Regions from separate parts of the Homo sapiens genome. Here region 1 is linked to region 2. A link is an interaction called in ENCODE POLR2A ChIA-PET data of the cell type or tissue named here. Cell type or tissue: CD4-positive, alpha-beta T cell. All regions are shown on one strand.

Evidence for each region. Peaks named below come from ENCODE experiments on the same cell type or tissue, not always from the same donor. Only the 100,000 strongest peaks of a DNase experiment are listed, where the experiment ranks them.
Region 1: POLR2A ChIA-PET joins it to region 2 with 8 read pairs; 17 of 35 experiments call an interaction of 5 or more read pairs at or near these places.

What each region holds. Positions count from the first base shown.
Region 1 is chr7:26,187,068-26,191,067 of GRCh38, forward strand. It overlaps NFE2L3 (NFE2 like bZIP transcription factor 3), which reads left to right. Exons shown (of 4, transcript NM_004289.7): 4 at 1-70. It overlaps HNRNPA2B1 (heterogeneous nuclear ribonucleoprotein A2/B1), which reads right to left. Exons shown (of 11, transcript NM_002137.4): 11 at 2,860-4,000. Among named protein-coding and RNA genes, the nearest start is that of HNRNPA2B1, 12 kb to the right of the region's middle. RefSeq lists an enhancer at 1,204-1,728. In CD4-positive, alpha-beta T cell, no CTCF peak of the experiment used is centred here; a DNase peak (open chromatin) is centred at 1,600.
Region 2 is chr7:26,077,484-26,081,483 of GRCh38, forward strand. The region is part of intron 1 of LOC105375199 (a long non-coding RNA gene); the gene reads right to left. Among named protein-coding and RNA genes, the nearest start is that of NFE2L3, 73 kb to the right of the region's middle. RefSeq lists an enhancer at 1,664-1,733. In CD4-positive, alpha-beta T cell, CTCF peaks have their summits at 1,588 and 1,797; a DNase peak (open chromatin) is centred at 1,618; H3K27me3 peaks cover 531 bases.

The DNA of each region.
Region 1 (4,000 bases), 110 kb after region 2:
GAAATGCAGTTTATATATACCGTTGGATTTTTATAATAAAGTTTCCCAAGACCTGTTATTTTGCCAGAAATGCTTCTAGTATGCTTCTAGATAAAATTGCCCCTTCAGTGACTCATGGTGTTCAAATGATCATTTTAGTCTGTTGCTTTTTACAAGGGAGTATTTCAAATGTCTTAAGCTTTTGATAATTATAATTTAAGAACACACATAAAACATTTCAGTAGGAAATCCTACTAAGTACACTCAAAAGAGTGCCTGCTTATCAGATAGCATTCTTTTCAAACCTCTAAAATAAAAGACAGTGGAGAGCAGAATCGGTAATCATGGTGACTCTTGTTACCCATGCTGAAGTGCAGTGGCCCCAATAAAAGATCCAGCCTCAAACTCCTGGACTGCCTCAGCCTCCCGAGCTGCTCAGATTATGGACCGCCATGCCTGGCCTGAAGTTTAAACTCTAAAAACCCTTAAATATAGCACACACAGATCTAGTAACTGCAAACTGAATATATTTAAAGATGGTAGTGTCTGTACTGAACTTTATTCCCCATACATAATGCAGCATACCATTTACCTAGCTTCTACCTTGGATTAAATATTGGGTAACCTAGACAACTCAAGTGTATGAGATGTGCTTAGACCACGTGCAAATACACGTTTCATACAAGGGGGCTAGAGCATCCACATTTTGGTATTGTGGAGGTTCCTGAAACTGATGGGCCCCTCTCCCATCAAGGGACTTTTAATCGGCGCATTAAGCAGCCAGCGTCACAAGCTCTAATTGGCTATGGGCTGGCTTCCTGACATAACCCTGCCTCCATCTTAACATGCTGGATTCAAGGTATATAAACTGCAACTGCTTTTCTGACAGTCCAGTTTTAGAGGCAGAAGGGAATTCCACATTCGGCTTCCAGTGCAAACCAACTAGATTACAAAGCCAATGCCCGAAAGCTGACCATTGCCTAGGACCCTCCACATTACCTACCTAGTTGAGCAGTCTTGATTGCATCATCTAACGTCTTAATCAGAATGAGGAAGACAAGAACAAAGACAACCCAAGTGGGTTGGACATCTCCTTTTCCAATTAAAACTATCACTTGAGCATCTTCACAAGTGTGATCAGATTTTAGGCCAATTGTACGGCAACTCCAAGCAAAAAAAGACCTAGATTTCTAGTGGTCCCCTGGTCTCAAGGTAGGCTTCGGTTCAGCAGAGCTTCAGAACCAGTATACAGGGTTTTGTGTGGTAATATTAACGTCTTTTAAACGCACTCAAGTAGCTAAATCATTCCCCATCTCAGTCTCTGAACGATTTGTTCTCTGTTAAGTCCATGCAACTCAACTGATTTGTTACCAATTCCCCTCCACTACCCCAAAACAAGCCAGTGTTAGTGCATTACTAAATAGTGGAAATGTCAAAAATTATGTAGGGCCTGTCAACATCTCAGTATATTAGTTCCAAACCTTAAAGAGAGCGAATTTATGTAACATGCAGTCCAGGTGTCCTGACAGATGTTTTCCACTTTTCAACCATCAGTGACAAACTGAGACTTGTTGCCTTACATTGTTAGCTCCCAATGCCTAACTAGTATTTATTAGGTCAAGCAATTTGGCATCTACCAAATTGGGCTACATGGAAAAGCTTACACATACAGAAATCTGGTTTCACACTAGTGAATAAACTGAGTAAGGGCACCCCCTTGAGTGTGACAGCTGGCATCTGAGAGTTCCCAATGCTCCCTGCCTGCTTGGTAATTGTACCAGGGAAAAGAACCCTCCCACCACATTCTGTGACCATAAAGGATGCAAGATAGCACGACTACTTCGTAGAGCGTGTTCATTTTACAGCTTTTCTTGCTCAAATCACTCACCGAGGGAAGATGACAACCAGGATTAACTTTAAAGCTGTTAGTATGCCACTCTGGATATTAAAAAAATTCTCCAATCCTAGTTTTCTGTGATTGGAACCTTGAGCTTTACCCAGAATCAGTTAAGTTGCTCCCAATTGCTGACCCATAGATGCTGGTTTGTTTCTCTGAACTGCTCTTAAGTATTGAGGTAAGTTGTTACACAGCAACAATATAAAGCCTTGGCCAAAAAGCAGCCTTTCTTCATTTAGGGCACTGTCTCAAAGCTACACAAGAACTACCTTAAACTTCAATTTCTACAAGAGAAACAGCTCAACACAACATATACACACAGGAAATAAGCCTATGTTGAATATCCAACATTACCCCCATGCTTCAGTAAACCCTCCTTCAATCAGTTCATTTCAGTCTATTGTGCAATTACCTAATTCTCCCCTATTTGTGTGATATTCCCTTGACCTTGGCTGGATAGGAGTTGGTATTTTGAGGTTATGCATATCAACCTGATGTATTTCAAAGTTCAACGTCTTTGTACATCCACACATTTTTAAACCTTCAAAATTTTCTTAAAGTTGGGATATTTGTACGTCTTTAATTGACGAACTCAGCTATTTCAAACAGAAAGCTGCTTTCTATGTGTTACCTGCTGTTAAATTTGACTTACCTGTTAGATACCTCACATTATCAAAACCAAAACAAATTATCATAGAAACAAATTAACCTGGTCTTTTTGGTTTTCTTAATTCAGATAAATGTCCAAATAAACACATTTAAAAAGCAACACTGATATTCATTTACTCAGTGTAAACCACAATAAAACTAATTGACATTTGACAATCTAGCACATATTGTAAACCTCAGTGCTTCTGCAAAGCCACTTAATCTGGACCACTCCAGCCGGTTAACCTTTAAAATCCATGATTTTCAAAATGCCACCAGTATTGCTAAACGTAAAAGTAAAGCCAGAAACTTTAGGAGTACTCAAACGCTGAATATACAGTGCATAATGAACAGCATTTTATTGGGGACAGCCAATAATGTCCACAATGCTCTTCTCATTTACCTGTTAATATTAAAATATGCATAGCTTTGTGAAACTGCTTTTAAAAATTTAGGGGATGGTGATCTTTTAGACAACCAAATATTTATAGAACAAGATTCACACATTTTATGTGTAAACATTACACCAAGTATTTGGATACAAAAAGTATTTATTTTATAAACTTTATATTTAAAATAGAATTGTAATCTGTCTACTCACAAAACCTAATTTAAAACATGATACATTTATCTCTCTAGCCAATTTGATGTTACTGTTTTACAAACAACACTCATTTTGTAATTGTTTTATATCAAGAACCTCAACTAAATGTTTGTTTTATCAGAAAACATTTCCCTTTTATTTTAAAGAGTGCTTTTTAAATGAAGGCACCAACAAGAACTACTTTCAGATGGTACAGAATTTCTTATTTCTTGAAGACTCTGTGGTTGACCACTTCTTCATTAGTTACCTGCAGCAAGACACCTTCCTGCCAAAGGAAAAAAAAAGTATCTGAAGAAGTTTATCATGTTTGTCCAAAAGAACCTAAACAACTTCAGTGGTGGTCTTAGGATCAAAGAAGACTCATTGGTGTATAGAGTAAGCCCTGAGTATCACATTCCTGTAAAGGCAATAAAGCCGGGCAATCAAACTGATCATATCTAAGGAATGAATTTCAACAGCCAACCTACAACTTTCTCTTCAGGGTAAGACACTGAACTAGAATTACCACATTTAACCCACCTATTTAGTACTGGATACATACCAGGCTTCATAATGCAGACAAGACACTTCACTCAAGTATGAACTACTATCTGAAAATAGATTCAACCATTTTTGCCCTACCTTCTTTCAGTCTCATCCTGATAAGCATGTACAGTTACAACCATAAATACAACAAATGTCTTTAATAAAAACCCCTAGTTCACTCAAAATGTTTGATCCAAGAAATGTGAATACACAAGGGTGTAACGATGGGAAATCTCATGATTTATTGAACTTGCAGCCTAACTTTTACCTACCATTTTACTACCAACACCACTGAAGGAACCAAGAAAAGCTTTATTAATGATCACTTGGCTTGCCTCAGCTGTTGA
Region 2 (4,000 bases):
ATTAAAAGGAAGAAGAAGAGAGGGAAAGGGAGAAGGAAAGATGGAACACAGGAAGAAGAAAGGAAGGAAGGGAAGGAAGGAGGAAGGGAGGGAAGGAGGGAGAGAGGGAAAAAATGGCTTAAAATATTTAGAATGTATTTAGAATATTTTTATTACAGTATTTAGGGAATTTAAATGTGTCAAAAACAAAATAAAACTGAGAGAAACCAAAATTAAGTATGTAGGTAGAAAGTGATGTTTTGTCACTAAATGTATTTTTGAAAATAAAATCGGGGGCCGGGCACGATGGCTCAGTGCTGTAATCCCAGCCCTTTGAGAGGCCGAGGCAGGCAGATCACTGGAGCCCAAGAGTTTGAGACCAGCCTGGACAACAGGGTAAAACCTCGTCTCTACAAAAAATACAAAGAAAATTAGCCGGGCGTAGTGGTGCATGCCTGTAATCCCAGCTACTTGGGAGGCTGTGGCATGAGGATTGCTTGAGCCTGGGAGGCAGAGGTTGCAGTGAACTGAGATAGCACCACTGCATTCCAGCCTGGGTGACAGAGTGAGACTCTGTCTCAGAAAAGGAAAGAAAAGAGCCAAGCAAATTTAAAATTTCTTCTTCCTAGATCTTTCTCTCTCAGTTCACTGTAAATCACTGTGTATTTGTTTAGGATTCTAAATAGACCATAGGTAATTTATAAGTTCTCATGGAATCTTCTGAACTTTTTTAATGGTGTTTACCAACAAGAAACTGTGTCATATAGTAGAGATTTCTGTAAGCTGTCCTCTGAAACAGTATTCCTTCCCAATTACTTTTTAAAACAATGTGAAATCCATTATGTTTGATACAAAAAAAAAATTCTAAAAAATTGAGTGAGGTATTAAAAAAAAAAAAAAGATCTATGGCCAGGAGCAGTGGCTCACACCTATAGTTCTAACACCAGGAGGCTGAGGTGGGAGGATCCATCGTGATCAGGAGTTCAAGACCAGCCTGGGCAACATAGGCAGACCCTCCCCACCTCCCCCACATCTCAACTAAAAAAAAAAGTAGCCGGGCATGGTGGCACACACACCTGCAGTCCTAGTTACTTGGGAGGCTATGGTGGGAGGCTTGCTGGAGCCAGGGAGTTCCAGGCTGCAGTGATCTGTGATCTCACCATTGCACTCCAGCCAGGGCAACAGAGCAAGATCCTGTCTCAAAAAAAAAATTAAAATTTTCTTAAAAACTAGCAACAAGATCTAGAAGTGAATGTACTGTAAAATAAAAATCAGAGTAAGGGAATAAAGTCAAGAGACTTGCGCTATCATCATTTTACAGCTGTTACTGGCAGGAATAAATTGTTTACATTGCCCAGTTCCACATCTTTGATTCTTCCAGCTCACATAACTCATTATTTTACAAGGTGTTTCTGTAACAACTCACTAAACAGTAGTCCTTGCAAACAGTTCTGCTGCTCTGTAATCCAAGATTTTGGATAACATAATTTTAACATAAACATAATTTCAATAAAACTAAAGAGCTCTTTACTGTGCACTGAACAAACTACTCAGGCAGTAGAGGTCTCGCCAACAATGCAACAGACAAAGCAAAGCCGGGATGGCTCAGGCAGGGGGCGCGCGGATCACTCACTGCAGACAAAGGGAGAAGGACCCGACGCGCCCACACCGCCCGCGCATGCCCTGTGCCCGCGGGATCAGGTGTAGCGGGGTAACAGTTGAAAGCGCACAGACAGCTGGAGTTAGCTGGAGTAGCCCTGCTACTCAAGCTGTGTGGTTTGGGGCAAGTTGAGTAATCCTTCTTAGCCTCGGTTTTCCCATCTGCCGCATGAAGAAAATGCCACCTTGCAGAGTTACTGTGAGGACTAAAGAGATAACCCACATACATCTTCTTAGTTCTGCTGTCGATGCTCAATAATAAATGGTATCTGTTATTACCATATGCCATCCCAGCTCCCATCATCATCCCCAATAGGCAAGGGACATCACCACAGTGACACAGCTGTGCTTAGACCAAGGATGCAGAGAATTAAATGGAAATAAATTGAAATAATACCCATCCCTCTTTAGATGCTCTTCTAGAATTTGGGCTGTCTGGAAGTGGGCTACTGTAAGTGGGTTATCCACTCATGTGCCTAATCCTGCCTGTGTATTCAAGGCTCCCTTCCTCTGTTCAGGCAAGAATAGAAATTGGAATCTGTGAGTAGTAAGTGAAGACGAGTCTAGAAAAAGCAGCATGGGGTGAATGGAGCCACCACACTGTTCAGTGGCAGAAAGTCTGAATAGACAGCTCCAAGCTCAGAACCATCCACAATTTCATTATTAGGCTTAACATTCTGTGTTAATCAATCCATCCTAAAACCCCCACCTCTGAGGCAGACACAGAGGCCAAATATAACACAACCCACATACCATCCAATTCAGGATGTTGTTCAAATATTGATGAGTTTCAAACCCTCTAACAATATAAAGTATTATAAGCCACATCTAAAAACCAAACTTGACCTTGGAGGGAGAAAACAGCCAAAGACAGATATGTATTATATAAATTTCCTTTCTGAAGCTACAGGGAAATGTCAAATCATCACAGTTTATTTATTTTACTTTTTTTCTTCCCCAAAAAAGGAAAAGGAAAATTCTGGAATTTAAAAAATCAAAGAGAATAAAAATACAACAGTACATTCTATTGTTCTCCAGGTCCAAAAGTACATGCATATACTTAGCTGGCGAAAGAAAGAAAGGAAGGAAGGAAGGAAAGGAGGGAAAGAAAAGAAAAGAAAAGAAAAGAGACTTTGACAAAGAAAGGCATTTCCCTGGGAATATTCTACCTCTGGGAGGACAGTGGTCAGGCATTTCTTCTATCTTGCTATTCCTTGAGCACAGTCCTGCCAAATATCCTCCTTTCACCATTTGCAGTTACCATGAGAAAACCACAGAGAAAGCTCTGGACAGCCATGGAGTCTTAGCTGGATCTACAATAAAAGGAGTCAGGTACCCTCCCACCTTCCCAGAAAGACTGTGCTGGGGCTCAGAAAACAACACCCCAAAATGAAGCCCTCAGCAGCAGCCTCAGAAGCAAATGATTTTCTCTGACCTTCTCTTGCCCTCCTGTCTCTCAGTCCCATTCTCCTCGGAGGCTAGCCATAGAAACCAGAAGCCTTTTCCAAAGCCAGCCATAAAACCTAAAAATATTAGTTTAACTTTCCCTCCACCCTATCTGTATAAAAACTGGCCATATGGGCTGGGCACGGTGGCTCATGCCTGTGATCCCAGCACTTTGGGAGGCCAAGGCGGGAGGATCACTTGAGGTCAGGAGTTCAAGACCAGCCTGGCCAACATGGTGAAACCCCATCTCTACTAAAAATACAAAAATTAGCCAGGCGTTGTGCCTCACGCCTGTAGTCCCAGCTACTGAAGAGGTTGAGGCAGAAGAATTGCTTCAACCCGGGAGGCGGAGGTTGCAGTGAGCTGAGATCGTACCACTGCACTCCAGGCCGGGCAATAGAGCAAGGCTCTGTTTCAAATAAATAAATAATAAAAATTAAAACTGGCCATAAATAAATAATCTGACCTACCCTGTTTGATAGTAGGTCATAAGACCCCCATTCCAGAGAGGGTCCTGCCCCACACCCAGAAGGAAGAAATGTGCGCTCAGAGAGGCCAGGGAGAATCTAGACAGGCAGCTCTTGCTGGGCTTCCCCACTCATTCTATTAGACTTAGATCTATGCTTTTCCTCCAATCATATTCCCATATGGCTGTCCATATTTTGTTGAACCTAAGCATAAAAATGGACAATTTCCCCTGTATCTTTGAGTCTTCATGCTGAAGGCTCCTGTGAATGCACGTTAAATAAGCGTATATGCCTTTTCTCCAATTAATCAACCTGCCTCATCTCAGTGATTTTCAGCAAACCTTTACAGGACCAAGAGCCTTGGCCCCCACAACTATGACATGGGATAAAAGTAAACTTCTACATGCAGATGAATTTGGTAGGCTCAGAAACATATACATAATTAACAC